Regions from separate parts of the Homo sapiens genome. Here region 2 is linked to region 1. A link is a loop called in an ENCODE intact Hi-C map of the cell type or tissue named here. Cell type or tissue: dorsolateral prefrontal cortex. All regions are shown on one strand. Links, peaks and the distances in the headings refer to the core of each region. The heading gives the core; the rest is flanking DNA. Region 1 has its middle 44 kb from the start of LINC01897. Region 2 overlaps NEDD4L (NEDD4 like E3 ubiquitin protein ligase).

What was found. Peaks named below come from ENCODE experiments on the same cell type or tissue, not always from the same donor. Only the 100,000 strongest peaks of a DNase experiment are listed, where the experiment ranks them.
Region 2: it touches region 1 in a loop (2.5-fold over the local background); 2 of 110 quality-filtered maps call a loop at or near these places.

The regions. Positions count from the first base shown.
Region 1 is chr18:57,911,734-57,922,604 of GRCh38, reverse strand. No RefSeq gene overlaps it. Among named protein-coding and RNA genes, the nearest start is that of LINC01897, 44 kb to the left of the region's middle. In dorsolateral prefrontal cortex, for the core only: a CTCF peak has its summit at 6,536; a DNase peak (open chromatin) is centred at 6,524; H3K27ac peaks cover 2,063 bases.
Region 2 is chr18:58,091,723-58,102,593 of GRCh38, reverse strand. All of the region lies in intron 1 of NEDD4L (NEDD4 like E3 ubiquitin protein ligase), which reads right to left. Among named protein-coding and RNA genes, the nearest start is that of NEDD4L, 53 kb to the right of the region's middle. In dorsolateral prefrontal cortex, for the core only: no CTCF peak of the experiment used is centred there; no DNase peak of the experiment used is centred there.

The sequences.
Region 1 (10,871 bases), core at 5,512-8,011:
ATTATTGATAAATTGAAAAAACAGAAACAAATTTACACATCTCTGAATGGGAGAATTGTTAAATTACTGTTCACACGTTGCATAATAAGCTGCTATTTGAAAAGGTCTTCAAAAAACTTCAATAAAATGGGAATATACTAATTTAACACTGCTGTTAAATGAAAAAGGCTGCCTATCATCTTAGCTTTGATAAAGGTAGATGTAAAAGAGTACACAGTAACAACAACAACAACAAAGACTGAAAGGAAACACAATATTTACAGTGACTATCATTGGGTACTGATGACTTTTCTTTTCTTTTTTTTTTCTTTTATTTTTTTGACTGAGGGTCTCACTCTGTCACCCAGACTGGAGTGCAGGTGTGCGATCTCGGCTCACTGCAGCCTCGACCTCCCAGGCTCAAAGGGTCCTCTCACCTCAGCCTCCCAACTAGCTGGGACCACAGGCATACACCAGGATACCCGGCTGGGTCTTCAGTTTTAAAGGCTTCTGTGTCATGTGAAACTTATACTAAACAAATGTGTATGGTTTAATCTGTCTTGTTATAAAGGCCTCAGCCATAAACCTTGTGGTGAGCGAGGAAAAAAATCTTTTCCTCCCCTACAGTATTCATGATGCAATCTAGAGTCCAACACATTGCCTGGCACACAGTAATGACTCAGCAAATGGTGTCATCAGTGTTACAGTAATTCTTACAGAGAGATTAGCGGGGCCAGCTTCATGGCTGTGCAACCTGTGTAGTCACTCACGCTGCAGGCTGCATACTCAGGAGAGCACTGCTGTGGGTTTGTTTTTTTGTTTGTTTTGAAAGAGAGTCTTGCTCTGTCACCCAGGCTGGTGTGTAGTGGTGTGATCTTGGCTCACTGAAACCCCCGCCTCCCTGGTTCAAGCAGTTCTCCTGCTTCAGCCTCCCAGTAGCTGGGACTACAAGCACATGCCACCACGACCGGCTAATTTTTTGTATTTTTAGTAGAGACGGGGTTTCACCATGTTGGTCAGGCTGGTCTCAAACTCCTAGCCTCAAGTCATCTGCCCGCTTCAGCCTCCCAAAGTCCTGGGATAACAGGCGTGAGCCCTCATGCCTGGCCTCTGCCCATGGTTTAATGCTCTGCTGTCATCATCTTGAAAGTCTTAGTGCTTTCCCAACCAGGGACTCCCCATTTTCACTTTGTACTTGGCTCTGTGAGTGGCAAAGCTGATCCTGAGGATTACAGCATTGGAAATCCATTCGCAGGCAAACTTCCGGCTTCACAGCTCTGGTCGAGCTTCCTGGTATGCTCTTTTCTTATAAGTATGGTCTTATAAGTATGGAAATGTTCTCATTTCCCCAAAAGAAGGTCCGGAAGGAAGGATGGGGGTATAAATAATTTATTTGGGAGATAATCTCAGAAAGCATAATGAGGAAGTAGGGAAAGGATAGAGGGCAGGAGGGAAGTTCATGAAGGGTACATTAACGAGAGAGTCACTGGGGTGGGCAACTGGGGATCAGATCTGCTGAGGAGCCTCTGAGTCACCAGGGAACACATACCCCAGAATCACGACATCAAGGAAGCGGTGAAGAATCAGGAGCATTTATCCACCCATTCCCGACCCACACTCCTTAAGCATTGCTCCTGGGGAATGAAGCCCCCAGTGCTTTTGGCCTGCCCCAGGTGTGGGTCTGAAGCCCTCTGGCAAAAAGTCTCAGAAGCCAGGCCCAGCACAGTGGCTCATGCCTGTAATCCTAGCACTTTAAGAGACCAAAACAAGCAGATCGTTCGAGTCCAGGAGTTCAAGAACAGCCTAGGCAACATGGTGAAACCTCATCTCTACTAAAAATACAAAAATTAGCCAGGCATGGTGGCATGTGCCTGTAGTCCATGCTACTTGGGGGGCCGATGCAGGAGGATCACTTGAACCTGGGAGGTCAAGGCTACAGTGAGTGGAGATCGCACCACTGCACTTCAGCCTTGGTGACAAAGTGAGACCATGTCTCAAAAAAACAAAAACAAACAAAAAGACTCAGAAGCTGGAGAATGGAAGCCACTGAGGTGATGGAAAATAAACCTCAATACGTGTTTGGTCTTGGATTTCTTCTCCAACTTCAAAACACACTGCGTATCCAAATATCGTGATCTGGTAGAAGTTACTCTCAGCTGAAAGGTAGGATGGTTGGGTCTTAGTTCTGATTCTGCTGTGTGAGCAAGTCAGGTCCTCCATTTCCCTGGGCCTCTTGTCCCATCTGTGAAAACAGAGAATTGAATGACATCTAAATTCCTTCTACTCTCAATGTTCTATTCTAATTCATTTCTGTAACCAAGAATGTTGAGCTTGGGGGAGGAAAAGTGCCAATCCACCAAACAAGTAACTCATTAAAATAGAAGAGTCTCATTAATTTTTTTCTGAAGAACTGAATTCTTTAAAATAGGGAAGCATATTGAATAGGAGAGCAGGAGCAGCTGTTCTGTTTTTCTCTGAGGATAGAATGAAAGGGACTGGACTTAAACTGTGCCAAAAGGGATTTATTTAAATTAGACATTAAGCAAGTTGTGAGACAATGCAACGTGTTACCCAAGGAGATGTTGGAACCAGCTCACTAGAGACAATTTTTAAAGAATTGTTTTATTTTTGTTCTTCAAACTGTACATGTATGTTTCTATCCAGTGTTTTGTATGTACATTTCATCTCATCATAAAATGAGAAGGTACAGTGAGGTCTTTCTAGGAGAAAATGGCAGATAGGAGGCACTTGTTCACCACCAACCACCATCTCCAACCTATAGCCATGGCAGACATTACTAATTAATTGCTGCTCTCTTCCTGTCCCAGCTCAGGCAAAGCCTCATCATTTATCTCAACACCATGATCCAGGTATCCACCATCAATCAATCACAGTTGGCCAGTGCGGTAGAAACCTTCACGTCTCACATGACTATGGGGTCTCTCCCCATGACGGTTATGACTATTTCACTTGCATTCATGGCTGACTCCAAACCATTTGTACAGAATCCTATGAAAAGATTATGCTCCTAAGTCTCCTAAATATAACAGTTAAAGTGCTCCTGCCTGGGAACTTTAGCATGTTAAGAATTATCTGTTCTTATTAAAATGTAGATTCCAGAATCCCACCCCTGGAGAGTCTGATGATTATGGGAAGAGGCCCAGAACCTCCATTCTCCGGAATGATTCTGTGTGACTGATGGATCCAGTGATTACTCTCTGGGAGGCAATGCCACCAAAGGAAGGCAGGAGTTGCTGTACAGGTTCAGGGACCTGTGTGGGAAATAAATGTCCTACATTTGCATCTCAGTTCTAGCTCATTCTGTTCAGTCTCATCCGGAGTCCAGCTTCCAGGCTGGCCCTAGGCTCTACCATATCTTTCTTGCACAGAAACAAGCCCTTCTTGGTTGGCTCCAGGCTGTCTCTCCACGTGGGATTCAGGTTAAATTGAAACTGCAGGAAGCTCTCTGTTGTTTATTACCCGCTCAGCAGGCCAAGACACTTTGCTCTTCACTTTTCTGTGGCTTTTCTCTTAACCATCTCAGATATTTCAGATCCATATGACTGACCTGTCCCTGGACTTTTCTATTGTATGATTTTCCTTTTCTTGACTCACGCTTGCCTTTTTTACAGGAGGACACCAATCGGTTTCACACTTTGTTTCCCCAGGCTTCTACAGATTCATGTCTACTCATCTCTTTAACAAAGAAGGCTGACAACAAGGATCATATTCAAAATATTTGATAACTGCTCAGAGCGAAGTAAAATATAGACACCTGGCACAGAACCCAACCAGTCAGAACAGGCATCAGCTCTGATTAGCCAGTACAGCTGCACGCATCCCACCTGGTGTGGAAAGCTGACTAATGCCCTGTTGTCCTAGTCCCCAGAAGCTGTGAGTGTTACCTTATATAGCAAAGGGACTTTGCAGGTGTGATTAAGTTGAGCTGGAGATCAAGACATCATCCTGGATTATCCAAGTCTTAAATGTAATCATAAGTGTCCTTACAAGAGGAGGGCAGAGGGAGATTTGACCATATAAGACAGAAGACATACAACTATAGAAGCAAGATGCTTCATGGCCGCTTTGAATATGGAGGAAGGGGACCTGAGCCAAGGGATGTAGGTGGCATCTAGAAGTAAAAAAGGCAAGGAAATAGATTCTCCCTTAGAGCTTCCAGAAGGAACCAGCCCTACCAACACTTTGACTTTCATCCAATAAAACTAATTTCAAACTCTGACTTCCAGAACTGTGAGAGAATAAATTTGTGTTGTTTTAAGGCACTAAGTTTGTGGTAATTTCTAACAGCAGCCCCAGGAAACCAGTGCCTCTGGGAATATCAGAGTGGAGATGGTCAAGGGAGGGCTGGAGGCATGAGGAGAGTTGGCCATCACACACCCTGGCTGAGCTGAACTGTGGACCCCAGTGCAACATGGAGCCAGGGAGAGGCAGGCATAGAGAGTCTGAGATCTGCTGGGAAGACAAGGCAGGACAAGTGCAAGAGTAAGATGTAGCCAGAAAAGTACTTATGGCCAGAGTCAAAGCAAAACTGTAATCAAGTCCTATACATATCCTCTATGTCACTAAACAACACTTTAGAATGTCTAGGGCAAAACTCATGTGCTCAAGTTACTGCTGAGTGCAAAGGCTTGCCCCCACCTTGTTGGTAATGGGGAGTAAAGAAAAAAGTCTACTCTATTCCCCTCTAAGGGTCCTGTCCCCTTTTCATGGTGCATCCAGAAATCCTCTAGCACCTGTAGGGTCCTTCACTGGTACCATGTGAGCTGGCTTTGCACTCTCTGAAACGACTGTGTCTATTGGGTGCCTTGTGGGCTCTTCTGGGATTCCCACTGCTAAAAGCCACCCTGATGATCTTTTGCCTCTGGAAGATACTGGCCTAAGGATAGATATATAGATCAATGGAATAGGATTGAGAGTCCAGAAACAAATCTTTATATTTATGGTTAATTAATTTTTGACAAGGTCACAAAGACAATTCAATGGAGAAAGAAGAGTCTTTGCAACAAATGGTGCTAGGACAACTGCATAACCACATGCTAAAGAATGAATTTTCAACTCCATCTCACGCTGTATACAAAAATTAACACAAAATGGATCATAGACCTGTATGTAAAAGATAAAACTATAAAACACTTAGAAGAAAACATGAGCATAAATCTTCATGACCTTGGAGTAGCCAATGGTTTCTTAGATGTGATGCCTAAAGCACAAGCAACCAAAGAAAAATAGTTAAGTTGGACTCCTTCAAAATTAAAAATGTGTGTGCTTCAAAGAACACTACCAAGAAAGTGAAAGGACACCCCACAGAATGGAAGAAAATATTTGCACATTGTCTACTGACTAGGAATTTGTATCCAGAATATACATGGAATTCTTACAATTTAACAATTTTTAAAAAACAATTTAAAAATGAGCAAGGGATTTAAACAGACATTTCTTCTAAGAAGATATATAAATAGCCTGTAAGCACATGAAAAGATGCTCAGCATCATTAGTCATTAGAAAAATATAAATTAAACTCACAATTTTACACTCATGAGGATAGCTAAGATGAAAAAGACAGAAAATAAAAAGTATTGGTGAGGATGGGGATAAATTGTAACTCTTATACATTGCTAGTGGGAATGTAAATGGTGCAGCCATGGTGGAGAACAGCTGGGCAGTTCCTCAAATGACTTTCCCTCTTACTCCATGTTCCCACATGGGGGACAACCATCACTGTAATACTTCCGGTATCTTTCTCCATTCACTTCCCCCCAAGACACACACACACACAAATGAGACAGACAGACATGGGCTGGGGATGGAGGCTTCTTCCCTTCTGACCAGGGGCTTTGCCTCTCTTATCGTGGGAGTGAACCTGGCCTTGGAAGGAGATGAATTATAATGGAAAACGGAGAGGGAAAAAATACAGAAGACCACCCTATAGTGGCCTCCCCAGGCCTGTTTTCTATTTAGGCATTCACTTTCCTCCCAAGGGCCTCTGTGTCGTGGGGCCAAATTCTGTTCTTTGCTAAATGGCCTAGGATTTCCTCTTGGTATCACAGGCTTCAAAGTCTCCTGGTGCGTCACACTCAACTTCCTGTCCCCCGGCCAGATTTCTGTCCTGATAGCAGGGTGTTTCCTGGGCCCTCTCACTGCCTGCCTCCCTCAGCTTTGAGAGGCTGACTGGCCTGTGGACCATTTCCTCGACCTGTCCTTCCTCTCCAGTGTCTCTGAGCCCACCTTCTCACCTGGTCACAGTTCCTGCTTCCTGCCAGTGCCCTGAGTCTAGTGACTGCAGCCCCTCCTCTGGTCACTTCCTCCCACGAGGTTCTGCCTTGGAACCCCTGGTCCTGGCCTCTCCCTGTATCTCCCCACTCCCCTTCTCTGCAAAGCCCTGGCAGGAGGAACTAGGACAAAGGGACTAAATGGGAAGGGCTAAGAACTCTGGGAGACAAAAGGAACCTTTGTTTTCATCTGCTCTCTGCTTCTGGCCAGCCCCTTTGCAGAGCTGTGCCATCCACCGTCATGTTCACATTCACCCCCTGATCCACAGCACATGGCCTGGCCTTCCCTGCCATCTGTCCAGCAGCAGAACTGCCTGGCTGTGCTCATTGCAGACTGTAAATAAACCAGTAGTCTCCACTTCTAAGGGAAAACCAGAGCACAGAAATTATGTTAATTCCATTCCTAACCCATTTACATGCATATATTAATATGAATCATGTTACTGCTCCAGCTGTTTCATTATTACAAATACTCTTTGGTGATAAAACCATCAGGTACAAAAAACAAACAGCTCTCCTTCTAGCCTCCGCCCTTTCACAACTGCCAACTCAATCTTGCTTAACTCTACCAGAAAATCTGCTATAGCCATTAGGAATTTAAAGCCCCCCAATAATTTAGTTTCTTTCAAATGGATATTAACTGTCATGTTCCAAGGAAAATGTCAGAAACAACAGGCTATGGTAGCTGGTTGGTGCTGGAAGTTATTTTAGAAGAACTTGAATCCCAAGCACACAAGTTCATATGCTCACTAAGATCAATGCATGTCACACTCTAATGAGTGTTGGATCTTACATAATCGTTGAGCAGATGGGCTGTAGCCATGATTTTGTGCAAATGTAAATTATCCTCTAAATGAGATGTGCTTGAAAAAGATACACCAGGCTCAAATTTCCAAACACAGAAGGGAAAAAACAACTCACCAAAGCCCCATTATTTACTCAGCTGGTTTTGAATGCAAGTCTCCTAGCCAATGTTTTGAAAAATTTATCCCACAGTCTTAAGAAAAGGGAGAAGTCAAGGGCTCTGCACATTTCATCTTCCTTTCCCAGCCTCCAACAGCAAGGCATCTGCGGAGAGAGAGGAATTTCGCTATTTATTGTAAGGTACAGTCCAGGAAGGTTCACATTCTAATCCTTTTTTTTCTTTAATATATTTTAAATGGAGGTGTAATTAACACACAGTGAAACGTGTAGCCCTTAGATGTTTCAGACAAATAAACTTTGACAATTGTAAATGTCCATGTAACCAACACTCAAAACAAGATATAGAACATTTTCATCGTGCCAGAAAAGTTTCCATCCCTACCCTCAACCGGGAAACTGCTGATTTTCTTTCTGTTACTATAGAATCAGTTGTGTCTGTTTTAGAATTTCATGTATGTAGAAGCATACAGTAAGAACTCTTTTGCTTTTAGCTCCTTTCATTCAAATAATGTCTTTGAGATTCATTCAGCTTGTTGCATGTATTTATAGTTTGCTTTTTAAAAAAATTTGCTGAATATATTTCATTGTTCCATGAATGTATTCTATTACTGGAATTAGAATCCAATGATGGAATGTATTTTATTATTCCATTATTCCACTGAATAGACTAAAATGTGTTTATCCATTTACCTATATCTGGACATTTGGATTATTTCCAGTTGTTGGTGCTAATTCAATGGGGAAAGGAAAGTCTTTTTAACAATATTGCTGGAACAACTGGATATATGTGTGGAAAAAAATGAGCTCCAATCCCTATCTCACTCCATTTATCAAAGTTAATTCAAAATAGATCATACACCTAAATGTAATAACCACAGCCACAAAATTACTCAAATAAAGCATAATAACTTCATGACCTTGGGGTGGGCAGAGTCCTTGGACAGAACACAAAAAGCACTAACCATAAAAAAAATTGGATTTTATCAAAATGTAAAATTTCAGCTCATGAAAAGAGATGACAAACCACTGGCTGGGAAAAAAATGCTTGGAACACATATATTTCGCAAATGACTTGTATCTAAAATATATAAAGAATGCTTTTAGGCTTTAATTACATCTCAATTTTTAAAGAATGCATACATGCCAACAATAAAAAGACAAACAACCCAATTTAAAATGGCAGAAAAAAACCTCAACAGACACTTCACAAAGATGCACAAATGGCCAATAAATCCACAAGAAAATGCTCAAAATCTCTAATAGTCCAATTTTTACCAATTCTTGTTTAAAATTCATCTGGTCAGCTGTTCAAAGCGTTCCCATTTCCCCATCACACTGGAAGATATAAAATGCCATATAGAAGCAGATTTTGTTATGTGAAGACTTAGTTCTCCAGCCCCCTCAGATTGTGTGCTTTCTGCTTAGTAATTACAAGGCATTTTCTAGAATTGCTGAGGTGAACGTACCTGCAACTGCCAGAACCTATCTTTGTGTCATCTCGTGCTGCAAGAAGGAAAAACTCTGAGAGCTCGTAGCTTTGGGCCATGCGTGGGAAAAGAAGGGGGTGGCTTGTGGGCTGCAGGCACGGCAGGTCAGCCTAGAAGGGAGGGAAATTGTGTAGGGATTTTATCAGGACCTGCATACAATCCACCCTATCCAGTGAAGTTCAAGTTTAGCTTTTATAAGCAGAATAAAATCAGAATCTCCAAAGGGTTCAGTTTTCATCACTAACCATTTGAAAGAGAAAACATTAGCCTCCAGGCTTCTTTCAGGGGCTGGACTTTAGCCTTTCTAAAGAATAGCAACGTTTAGGCCGGGCGCGGTGGCTCACGCCTGTAATCCCAGCACTTTGGGAGGCTGAGGCGGGCGATCACGAGGTCAGGAGATCGAGACCATCCTGGCTAACACGGTGAAACCCCGTCTCTACTAAAAATACAAAAAATTAGCCGGGCTTGGTGGCGGGCGCCTGTAGTCCCAGCTACTTGGGAGGTTGAGCCAGGAGAATGGCGTGAACCCAGGAGGCGGAGCTTGCAGTGAGCCAAGATCACGCCACTGCACTCCAGCCTGGGCGACAGAGCAAGACTCCATCTCAAAAAAAAAAAAAAAAAAAAAAAAAAAAAAAAAAAAAAGGAGACTCTTTAAAAAAAAAAAAAAAGAATAGCAACATTTAGAATTTATCAATACAACTACTTGTGGGGCAGCCACTACATACACAACAGATGCTCTTGTAAGCACGGTGAAGGTATGACTGAGTGGTACACATCCTCAGGAAGCTTCAAAGACGCTAACCAGACTGTTGACTGTTTTTCAACCAGTTAGTCAACCGTCCATACCAGGTAGCTAAGAAGAAGGAGTTTTCATTGATGGCTGAAACTGAATAGTGACAAAAGTGTCCCTGGCCCAAGGCATTCAAAACATTAGAATTCTGCTATTGCTAGGCAGGTGTTTTATGTTACTCCCTGAATCTGGGAAACTAGCTGCTGAGATAAGTAACAAGCATTTTATCTGGATCTTGATTGGAATCAGATTTAGATTAAATTCAGGTGAAAACAGAGTCTCTGCCTTCTAACTACATTTTGAGAACTGCCGCTAAAGAGGAAGAAGAGACGTGCTAAGAAGGAGGCTCTTGGCAGTGGTGCTAAACTCCACAGAATTGAATTTAACAGGAGCACAACAACATCTAATTAAAGCTTATTTGGGTAGGAGGATCCCACATAAATAAATGTATCAGATAACTGATGTTTAATGAAAAGCATTTTTTAAAAAAAACTTACTAATATTTTTTATCTAACCCAATATACTAAAAATATCACTCCAACATGTAATCAGTGTGAAATTGATTAATGAGACATTTTACATTCTCTTTTTTTGTACCAAGCTTTTGGACTCTGGAGTGTATTTTACATGTGCAGCACCTCTCAAAGTGGCCTGAATTTCTAGAGTTCACTGCCCATATGTGGCTCATGGCCTGCTCCCATATTGGATGGTATAGGTGTAGGATCTCATGGCTCATGTTTGGCCTGTTGCTGCTCTTGCACATGTCAATTTTTCTCTCTCAAAAATTGCAGCTCCTCCTGTAATCCCAGTGCTTTGGGAGGCTGAGGCAGGAGGATCATTTGAGGCCAGGAGTTCGAGACCAATCTGGGCAACATAGCAAGACTCTGTCTCTACAAAAATTTTAAAAATTAATTGGGGGTGATGGTACACACCTGTAGTCACAGCTACTTGGGAGGCTGAGGTAGGAAGATTGCTTGAGCCCACAAGTTCGAGGCTGCAGTGTGCTTGAGCCCACAAGTTCGAGGCTGCAGTGAGCTATAATGATGCCATTGCACTCCAGCCTGGATGACGGAGCAAGACCAGTCTCTTAAAACAAAAACAAAAACAAAAACAAATATATATATATATGGTTCCCTAAGGGCAAAGCTGACATCTATTTCTGTTTAACATTATAACTTCCATCATGCCCTGCCTAAAACAGCTGCCTATCAGATACTAGCCAATTAAAGTTAATTGAGTAAGAACTTGTGGATTCATCAGCTGTCTCCTGAATTTTCCCTCAGAATGCTGATACTCCTTAAACTGCCAATTTGTGACTTAAATATTTTTCTCTGCTTGGTTATCTTGGTTATATGCTGAGCTGCATTTTCTGCATTTTATTTGCTTTAGAGAAAGTTTCTG
Region 2 (10,871 bases), core at 3,714-6,213, 180 kb before region 1:
CAGTTGGTTGAATCTGCAGAGGGAGAACCTGCAGATGGGGGTGGGGGTTAACTGTATTTTTAAAAGGAAGAAAATTTGATGTCAAAATTGGTTCTGTGAGTGGGCCCTGAGAGAGAATTCACTGAAAGAAAAGTGTTATCATACTTATTGCACAGAATTTTTGCCACATATTTCCAGGGTCAATTTTGTTCACTTTCTGGTTCTGATTATGTCTTCAATAGGTGGGGTTACAGCATAACAAGTTTCAGGAAAGTGAGCCGTTATAGTAGTTAAAAGTTGATTTTTAATCAGTCTTCCTAGGCCCTGTGTCTCTGGAGACATGTGAGCCACAGCTCACCAAGCAGTCACCACCCCCCACCCCTCTGTACCATTACTGCCTCTCACACAATGGAAATGTATTCAAATGCAGGCAGTCATGGAGGGGGAAGAAGATGAGAAGAAAGGAAATACATACCCGACCTTAATTCAAAATGATTTATCAGAGCTTAAATAAACATTCAGGGAAAGAAAAACAGAGGAAAAAAAAGATAAAATTAGGCTAGGAGTTAAGTGGATGTAGAAAAACTAACCAACCAAGGAAGGCAACACACTGGCCCTTGCTGGTAAAGCTTCTTGGTAGCCACATCAACATTAGGGTCTTAATAAATGGGTTGTGAACCATTTGCTTCTATACTAATTTAAAATAATACCCCCATTCATGTCATCATGAATAATTCACCCACTTTCCAAAAAGCACCCAACATGACACAATTAAACAAAAAAAAGTTCTCCATCCTGGCTCATTCTCTCTCTTGGTTTACAGTTGACATTTGCTATGAAGTAACTGACAAAGGCAGAACAACCATCCAAAGAGGTTTACAAATGCATCTGCCTTTGAATAAAAATGCATAGAATACGGAAAGCATTTCCATCTGGGAATACAGTTTTCTATTTCATGATGTCATTCTGTAATTTACTAATTGCAGGGTATGCAAAAATCTAATGTGCAAATGGAGGCTCGCAGGCCCAGTGCAATGAGCAACAGTCACTTGCTACTCAAATGACACTCGACACGGACGGAACCGAGAAATACTTATTGGAAACCTCAGCCCTCATTACCCAAAACAAAGAACGGGCTCTTTCCATGACCAGGCACTCCAGACACCAAATGCAAATTAAACCAACAGAACAAAAACTGTATTCAGAAGGCGCAGATTGCAAAAGCCTTGTTCTGAGTTCAGCCATTCACAGACCCTGAGGAGGACATCGCCCTCAGAGAAACACAGCTGGGCCACGCTGAATATGCCAGGAGTGATGCTCCTTTTAAGCCCAGAGATGTTCGACTCCACTTATCTAAGTCTTTCTACTTAGTAGTTTTCCTTCTCCTGGTTGGCTGTATCAGATGACTACTGAAATTTCATCTGATAGAAAAAGACATCCATTCCCTGCTGACATTTTTTGAAGCCATTGCTAAACTTCCATAACCCATAATCAAGTTATTTCTTTTTCATCCAGGCACGGTGGCTCACACCTATAATCCCAGCACTTTGGAAGGCAAAGGAGGGAGGATCCCTTGAGCCCAGGACCTTGAAACCAGCCTGGGCAAGCCAGTGAGACCTCATCTCTACAAAAAATACAAAAATTAGCCAGACATGGTGGTGTGCGCCTGTCATCCCAGCTACTCGGGAGGCCAAGGCTAGAGGGTCACTTGAGCAAGGAGGTCAAGGCTGCAGTGAGCCATATTCGCACCACTGCACTCCAGCCTGGATGGCAGAGCAAGACCCTGTCTCAAAAGAAAATATTTTTTTAATTAAAAATAAAAACATTCTTTCTTTTCTGCCCCCTAAAAGGAGCCTCCCACTCCAATATCCATTTCCATTAATGCCTACATCAGCTAAGTACGTAGGAGGAAGATGTTTCCTCAGGTTTTGCAGGTTTGTTTGTTTTTAAGGCCTTGCCCACTATGAGAGAGAGCCTGGTTTATGAACAAGTCAAAATCTCTTGCTCAGAAGAGAGATCTGGAATGCTTTAGCCAAGCTGTGGCCCAGCCTCTGTTCTCAATGTAAGAAAGGTCCCCAAAGGGTATTTTAATCCTATTCGTGAAACTTGAGTTTAGGATAAGGTCTTGGCGTTCAAAAGGCATACATAGACCAGGGGAAAGGAGCTGTCCTCTGGATCTGTTTGCTAAAACAATTTATCACCTTGGGAAAGTCCCTTAACCACCAATTGTCTCTCTCAAGCAGGTGGCAAGTAAATTACACTGTCATTACTCTGGCCTCTAAGGGAACTGGCTTGAGAGCTACAGTCTAACATAAATCTCAACTTTCAGAGGTAATTTCAGAATCGGCCATGATGTTAAGGGGCCTTAATGACTGATAGCCCAAGGAAGTGGTCCTCCTCACCCTACCACAGACAAGTGCTCCTCCCCACTCCAGACAGGGAAAATAGTACTCACTTCCCTGAGCCCACAGCAGCAGGCAGGTCCTGTGCTTCCTTTACCGAGCCCGAGGATGCATCATCCCAGCATGCTTCTGTCTTTGTCTTGGCTGCCAGGAAACTCAGAGCTGCCATTGGCTTCAGGAGTCCTTGAAATCAGTATTTTATCCCTTCTTTTCTGGTTCTATGATGATCACTTTCATTTTGGGGGACCTGCACTTTGATTATTAGCTATCTCAGATTATTCTGTAAAGCAAGCAGAATATAAAGCAAGAGAAGCAGAACATTACCTACTCTCTTATTTGGGGCTGGTTTTCCTTGAAGAGTTTTCCTATATTGTGTCTGTGCTACTAAAGGTCTGGGCACTAAAGCAGTCCCTGCCAGTCACTCACACCAATCCTAAGTCTCTAAAACAAAGGGCCGTCTTACACCCCTTAGAGTCTACCTCAAATGCCCAGGTCAGATTTCCAACTCTTTCAATATAGTCAAGAACCAATGAAGCAGACCTCCTGGTTTTAATGTGGACAGCACCCGCTGGTGTTGTGTTTAATGCATGCATTCAATTCCCATTAACATGTGATTGGCCTAAATGGTCATCAGGTGGACTGAAATACCACTATCCCACTCTAACAGGAAATAGCACTAAAGGAAGAAAGCTGCTGGCTGGTACACAGCAGACATTCGACAAATGTGGGTCATGTGCATGAGAACCCAAACCTGCCTATTTTCCCATTAAAAAATAGTTTAGTATTTATTACTAAGTAATGATAAATGCATTCAACAAACATTTGCCAAATGCCCATTATAAGCAAGGCACTGACCTAGATGCTATAAGGAAAATACAGATGAGTAAGACAACAGGCCTTGAGGAAGCCTGCTTATAAGGCACTGGGATTTGCTTGAGCCCAGGACTTCAGGGTTGCAGTGAGCTACGACGGCACCACTGCACTTCAGCCTGTGCAAGAGAAAAAAACTTGTCTCCAAAAAAAAAAGGACACTGGGGTATAAGGAAGTCAAAATAACCAGAAGAATCTGGACACAAACAGGTACAGATATTCAAAGATTATTACAATTTTCAAGTATCTACAAATGAGTTCATTTAACTCTATAATTTCATGTGTCCCAATGTGGAGCTAGAAAAAAGATAGTCATCACAACTATAATACAAGGTGGCAAGTAAAACTCGTCATGACAAGTAACATAATAATAGTGACCTGGTGCTCACTGAGAACATCTGCTTACCACATGGTTTAGCATTTACTGACGAAACCCTGTGACATGGGTTGGGTATCACCATCCTTCTTTAACACATTGGGAAACTGGTGCTCAGAGACGTCAGCAATTTGATACATTTTCAAAACTAGTAAGTACAGAGTGATGACTGTGAGCCACCACTATCTTCTCACCCTAGTATCCCTCTGTGCCTCTTAGGGAATCTAGAATAAAAGAGACCAATTCCTTCTGGGGGGCTCCAGAAATAATTCCGGAAAGTGTGAGAGTTTGGGTCTAAAAGAAATGAGGAAATGACAATGATGATGGCAGCAGCTAGCAACTGTACAGCTCAATAACACCATGAAATAGGTACTGCCACTATTCCTATCATACGGATGAGGAAACTGAGGCATAGAGTGGTCACACAGCTGGAAGATGGCCAAGCAAGGATTCAAACCCAGGCAGTCGGCCTCGAGAATTCACACCTCTAACCACTCAGGACAACGCCACTGTATCATGGCGCTCCACGATCAAAGGCCCGGAGGCTGAGAGTGCTTAGAAACTGATAGAAGAAAAGTAAAGGCAGGAACAGACGGGCCTTATTACCCTTCATAGGCCTAGGAGTCTGAACCTCATCAGGCAATGTGGGGCCTGAAGAGGGTGACCAAAGGGACTTCTTGCAGGGTCCCTCCCACACCTGCAGGCTGGGCAACAGGCTCTGTCCCTCCCAACAAACACAGGAGAGGGATCCCCTCTCAGTTCTCCAAGTCTCCTCTGCTCAGCTGACCTTAGGCATGAACTCTCCCCCTTCCCATGGCCCTGCATTCTGCCACTTGTCAGATTCTTCACCACTATTCTAACAGTCATCTGGATAAAACTAAGCAGGGAAAGCCATTCTCTGCAACTATACTTTTGGTTTTTGTTTTTGTTGCTATTTTGAGACAGAATCTCACTCTGTCGCGCAGGCTGCAGTGCAATGGCGTGATCATGGCTCACTGTAGCCTTGACCTCCCAGGCTCAAGCGATCCTCCCACATCCGCCTCCCAAGTTGCTGGGACTATAGGTTCACTACCACATCCAGCTAATTTTTTATTTTTTGTAGAGATGGGGTCTAGCTATGTTGTCCAGGCTGGTCTTGAACTCCTGGGTTCAAGCGATCCTCCAGCCTGAGTCTCCCAAAGTGCTGGGATTATAAGCATAAGCCACCATACCTGGTCAACTACAGTTTTCTAATACTTCTCACTGTTTCCTTTAAGTCCCCTCCGGCATGCAACTACACCAGGCTGGCATCTGAAACCATTTACCTCTTCCCACTCCATCTGTATATCTGATTACAGTGTGTGTCTATTCAGAAGGGCCTTGGGCTCAATTAACTTTAGACTTTAGATAAGGCATGATATACTCTCTGACTCACTCCAGATAAAGGGCCAAGGATTCCTGCCTTAGTGCTATAATTAGTTGAGAATGCAACGTGGGGGGCTCTGATCCTTTGTTTCTGATGTCCTTCACTCATTAAAAGTAGAACACTTTGCCTGGTGCTGTATCACTTCAACTAAACATGTGTTTGTTTTAGGTTCTGTTTACTTGTCCCAGGGATGGAATGCTTCTCCCACTTGGAATGGCCCTTGCAGCCTGCCGGCCAACTGCGAACTATGGCCTGGGCAAAAATTCAGAGGCAAACACTCGAATGCTCTCTCCATGTTCTTAACAGCACTTGGCATGGAGCTGGCACTAATATTCTGAACAGTCATTTACAATGGTCTCATTTCCTTCCCATCAGAATGAAAAGCCACAGAGCTGGAGGGCTGTGTCATAAGTCTTGCGAACAAAACAATCTTCGTGCATTCACTTTTTTTTTTCTTTTTGTAATTTAAGGAAGAATTCCAAATGGTTTGCCTCTTGCAATGCCACAGTTTGATGTGAAATTGTATGAAGCACTGACTTTCATACAAAGTTCTGAAGATCAGAACCTTAACTGACTAATGCAAAATAGAAAGAGAATAAATAGAAAGCCCTAAGTTCTAACTGCCACCTGCCATTCTTCCACATGGCAATTTAGCACAATGATAAAGATTCTGCAAGGCTGAAAGGATTTCACATTCCAACACACCGCATTCTGTGACTTATGGGCCTTCAGGACAGATGGAACTGTGTTTTTCCAATGTAAGGGAAAAATTCATTACAGCAAATAAGCATGGAGTTGGTTTCTGAACTTACTGATGTTCTTTTTTAAAAACAAAACTCACAACATAAAATACAAAATCACACTAAGGCCAGGTGGGGTGGCTCATGCCTGTAATCCCAGCACTTTGGGAGGCTAAGGTGGGTGGATCATCTAAGGTCAAGATCAGCCTGGCCAACATGGCAAAACCCCATCTCTACTAAAAATACAAAAATTAGCCAGGCATTGTGGTGCATGCCTGTAATCCCAGCTACTCGGGAGGCTGAGGCAGGAGAATTGCTTGAATCTGGGAGGTGCAGGTTGCAGCGAGCCAAGACTGCGCCACTGCGCTCCAGCCTGGGTGACAGAGCAAGACTCTGTCAAATAAATAAAATAAAATAAAATAAAATAAAATAAAATAAAATAAAATAAAATAAAATAAAATAAAATAAAATAAATAAAATAAAATAATCACACTAAGGCCAGGAGGATTCGTTTTAGATAAAGATGACCACAGAATGCCTTTTATCAAACTACCCTGAAAATGTAATTGATTCAATATTCAAAAATAGTTTTCCCATATTTTCAGAAACAGCTATTGGTTATAAAGTACCCTGTACAGAAGAAAATAATAAAGGAAAAGAGCCACACACTAACATTAGGTTCTACCAAGGAGTTCATGAGGAAAACCATGCTCATCCTAATGGATGAGCCTTTCCATGTAAACATTTGGCATTCCCAAAACCTAAGTCCTAAAACTCTAAATCAGGGGTGTCCAATCTTTTGGCTTCCCTGGGCCACACTGGAAGAAGAAGAATTGTCTTGGGCCACACATAAAATACACTAACACCAATGACAGCTGATGAGTTTAAAAAAAAAAAAATCACACAAAAGGCTCATAATGTTTTAAGAATGCTTACGAATTTGTGTTGGGTCACATTCAAGGCCATCTTGGGCTGCATGTGACCTGCTTGTGGTTGCACAAGCTTGCTCTAGATCACGGAAGTCAAAGCTTTCTGGCAGAAATTTAAGTATATAGGCAAACCTTTTATTAATGCTCAAATAAAAATATTGGAAAATGTTCATGAAAAGAACCAGAAGAAACTATGGAAATGATTACAGGGCTGGCAGAGATGTTTCCACCTGGTGAGATTTCAAGCTCCACAGTGTCGATCAATGCCCATGGCCCCAATGGGCGAGGATTCCATGGGACCAACCAAGGCGGCCACAGCTTCTCTCTGTGCCCTGCCTCTCTGCCCTTTGGCCCCGACTGAGCCCTGCAAGGCCCCTCTGCATTCCAGTCCCATCTTCCTGTCCAGGCCTCAGTGCTGCAGACAGATCCAATTACTCCCCACGCGGTGGGAGCAACGACTTTAAGCAGCAGCTTTTGCCACTCCCTCTGCCCGAACTGGCTTCCCCCCATCTGTTCACCCTGGGAATTCTTCAGGCTCAGCCATCATCCATTTCATTTGCACCTTCCCAGAGCGAGCACCTGGCACCCATACCCTCAGTAAGAAGCTGCTGAATAAATGTCCCCCCTCTTTGCCTGCCTCCATGGCCCTGGGTGCCAAGCACAGTGTGTAGCTCAATAAATACTAAGCAGCCCAGGCAGGAGCAGAAGAACCCAGATGAGTGACATCGGAGTGAGTTGGGAGTGGAAGGAAAGAACATAGGAATAAAACAATGAGAACCTCTTAACAACATCTTAACTTGTGAAACATCTAGAAAAGCACCAAAGTCTAAGTGAATACACAATCAATAGGCATCCAAAATCTCAGACACATATCTAGATCGTCTAATGTGTCAGCAACTCTGTGGTGAGCAAAGGGCTAATGACATGGGGTGCTTGTTTTTAAACTCATAGGCCATGAACAGGGAAATCCCTTCTTTTTTTTTTTTTTTTTTAAGTGCTCTTTCTAGAGGCATTCACGGCAATCAAGCCTTACAGCCTACCTATTTCTTAGCCGTAATTTGGAATCATCTGTCTTCTAGCCCATACCTTCAACTGCCAGGTCTGTAAGGCCCTCAAGGTGCCGCCACCTATGCAGTCAGGCTCCTCCATGCCATGCCTTGCAGTGGCACTCCACTCAGCAAAATGATGTTGGGGCCATCTACACAGCAGGGGTGGAGTCCATGGAGAAGGGGAAGGGCTCTGAGGTGTGATTACGAATAAACACAGTCCACGGGGCTGAGCATGGGAGAATGGGGGTATTCCAGACACAGGAAATGGCCAGAGCACAGTCAGGCACAAGAATGCCGGGTGAAATGGGTGCAGTCGTCCAGCCGGCCAGGGCGGCGAAAAGGTAAGGGTGCAGGAGTGGCTGGGTGCAGTGGCTCACGTCTGTAATCCCAACACTGTAGGAGGCTGAGGCGGGCAGATCGCTTGAGCCCGGGAGCTCGAGACCAGCCTGGGCAACATGGAGAAATCCCGTCTCTATAAAAAAATACAAAAAATTAGCCAGGCGGGGTGGCATGTGCCTGTGGTCCCAGCTATCTGGGAGGCTGTGGCAAGAGGATCATATGAGCCCAGGAGGTCAAGCCTGCAATAAGCTATGATCGCGCCACCACACTCCAGCCTGGGCAACAGATGGAGACCCTATCTCAAAAAAAAGAAAAGAAAAATTAAAAAAAAAAAAGGGGGTGCAGGAGTCCCAGGAGGAGAAATCACAAAGGCAGGAAGGTGGCAGATGAGAAGGACTTTGCAAGCTGCACTAGGAAATTGGGCCTTTATTCTGCAGGTAGTAGAGAGTGACTTATGCCAATCCATGCTGTATCTGCCACCATCTGTGGCAGTGTAATGAGGAAAGAAAGGAGTCAGGCTTCAGGAAAGCAGCCCACAGCCCTGCCTCAATCACTCTGGAAGCCCCTGGAGCTGGGACTGCATGTCTTGCTCTAGCATTCAGTGGGGCATGCAGCAATTTTTCAAGAGTGGCTCCAATTTTACAATGGACAGTATAATTCCTCCAAGTTTAACCTATTTTAGATGTTCTATATCATTCTTCTGAAAAGTTCAATTTCCTTATTGTGTGGAATAAAGTATTTATGATGGTTGGAGAGTTGATGGGAATTCTCCTCCTCTGGCGTAAATTGTGCAATATTTGACCACTGCATTCTATCATCAGACAACACATGAGCACGTAGCAAATATAAGACTACCACCAACTGTATCGCACTTCTTTCCGTGAGAAAGTCTCAAGTGAACTGCTCAGCATGAAACATGAATATGCGCACAGTAGTGAATTGAAGGTATTCAGCTTCAATTTGGGTGGGGTGGGAGATGTTTTATTTACCCCACCTAGAGACAACTCTAGCTCGCTACTCCTACTTTTCAAGAAAAACCTGTTAAACAGTATTCTCTGCTAGCCTAAGGGACAAATATAATTTTGAAATGTTATTACTAACCAACCATGATAGCTTGAGAGGCTGAATGAGAATGAGTGATTAGTACACTGTCTTGCGCAGTTCTTACCAAACATCTATCATTCAAGATGCCTGTGAAATGAGTACTTCTTGAAAAACTCCTATGTGAAATGCACCATGCTAGATGTCAAAAAAATTTAAAAATCAGTATATTTAGCAAAATCCATGCTCCCAAGAGCTCACAATCTACAAAAAGAACCTATTTCCATCACCATTTCATTGAAATGTCCTGTTGCCTAAGTGACACTCATATTACAAGCCCCTGGTCATTTACCTTAAAAAAGAATCTGTCCACATACTGCTGAAACATCAGTCAAGAGAGGGAATACTCCGTCCCTACTAAAAATACAAAAAAAAATTAGCCAGGTGTGGTGGCGGGCACCTGTAGTCCCAGCTACTCGGAAGGCTGAGGCAGGAGAATGGCGTGAACTTGGGAGGCGGAGCTTGCAGTGAGCCGAGATCATGCCACTGCACTCCAGCCTGGGGGACAGAGCGAGACTCCATCTCCAAAAAAAAAAACAAAAAAAAAAGAGAGAGAGGGAGTACATGGATTTTTTTTTTTTTTTTGGTACCAGGGAGAGAATTTTACCTTTTAATCTGTTAATCTTAAATTCCACATAAACTGAAATTTTGCTCATGTGCACCACATCTCAAGTGCTGTTGCCTTCATGCTCTTACACGAACTCTTCTAGATCAGAACATTCTCTTCTGCTTGTCTTCTCCTCCATAAGAGCAGGTGCAGAGCTGTGCTGAGTGGCTTGCAGAGCCAGTATGTGAATGGTGGTGATTCCTACTCATCTCCATTCACTCTAAGCAGTTTATCAAGATTCCTCATACAACTTTCGTACCTCCCAAATCAAAGTCTCATCAGAAATGCCCTGCCTAGTGCTCCTTCCCCACCCGTTCAGCATCTGTGATCTCTGCTCTGTCCCTTGGACGCCCTGGGCCTTGGCATACTGTGCCCGAGAACCGCTTCCACCCTCAATTCAAATGAGAGTTGCTGGGCAATCTTTCCTGCCTTCTACACACAATCCCCCACCCCAAATCCCAAATACACCCATGGGGATCTGAATGCAGCATGCCATCACCCATCTTATACGTAAAATGGGAAACAGAGCAAGACGTTCAGCTGGTGCATCTACACCTTTATCTCCGACGTTGCCAATTCCTCCAGCTAGCACCCAGATGAAAGGACCTCCCCCGAAGGGAGGATGCTGGTGGCAAGTCACAGGGCCTGCCCTGACTTCTGCCCCCTGCCATCCCCTCTTTTACTCACATCTGTAACTTGGTTCTTCCAAGATTTATTTACCTGGCTTGGAGTTGACACAAAGCTACAAAGAAAACCTAATATGTGGAATAACAGAGTCATGAGTTCCAGAGATGACACTTAATGGCTCAATGTGACATCCCTTACAAAAGCAAGAGTGATGGCCAGTGGGGAAGCAACACAGTTCCCAGGGCATGTAGTGGCTCAAGTCTTCTAAAAGCATGAAATGAGTCCCCTGTGGCATCTGGTTGCCAAAGGAGCTTCCACAGTCTCAGGCAATGTGAATAATGCTATTACATGTGCATTTACATTAAGACAAACTCTCATGCCACAGTGCAGATCACAGCAGTTAAGAAAGCAGGTTGAGGACTCCCACCTAAATGAAAACTCTGGCTT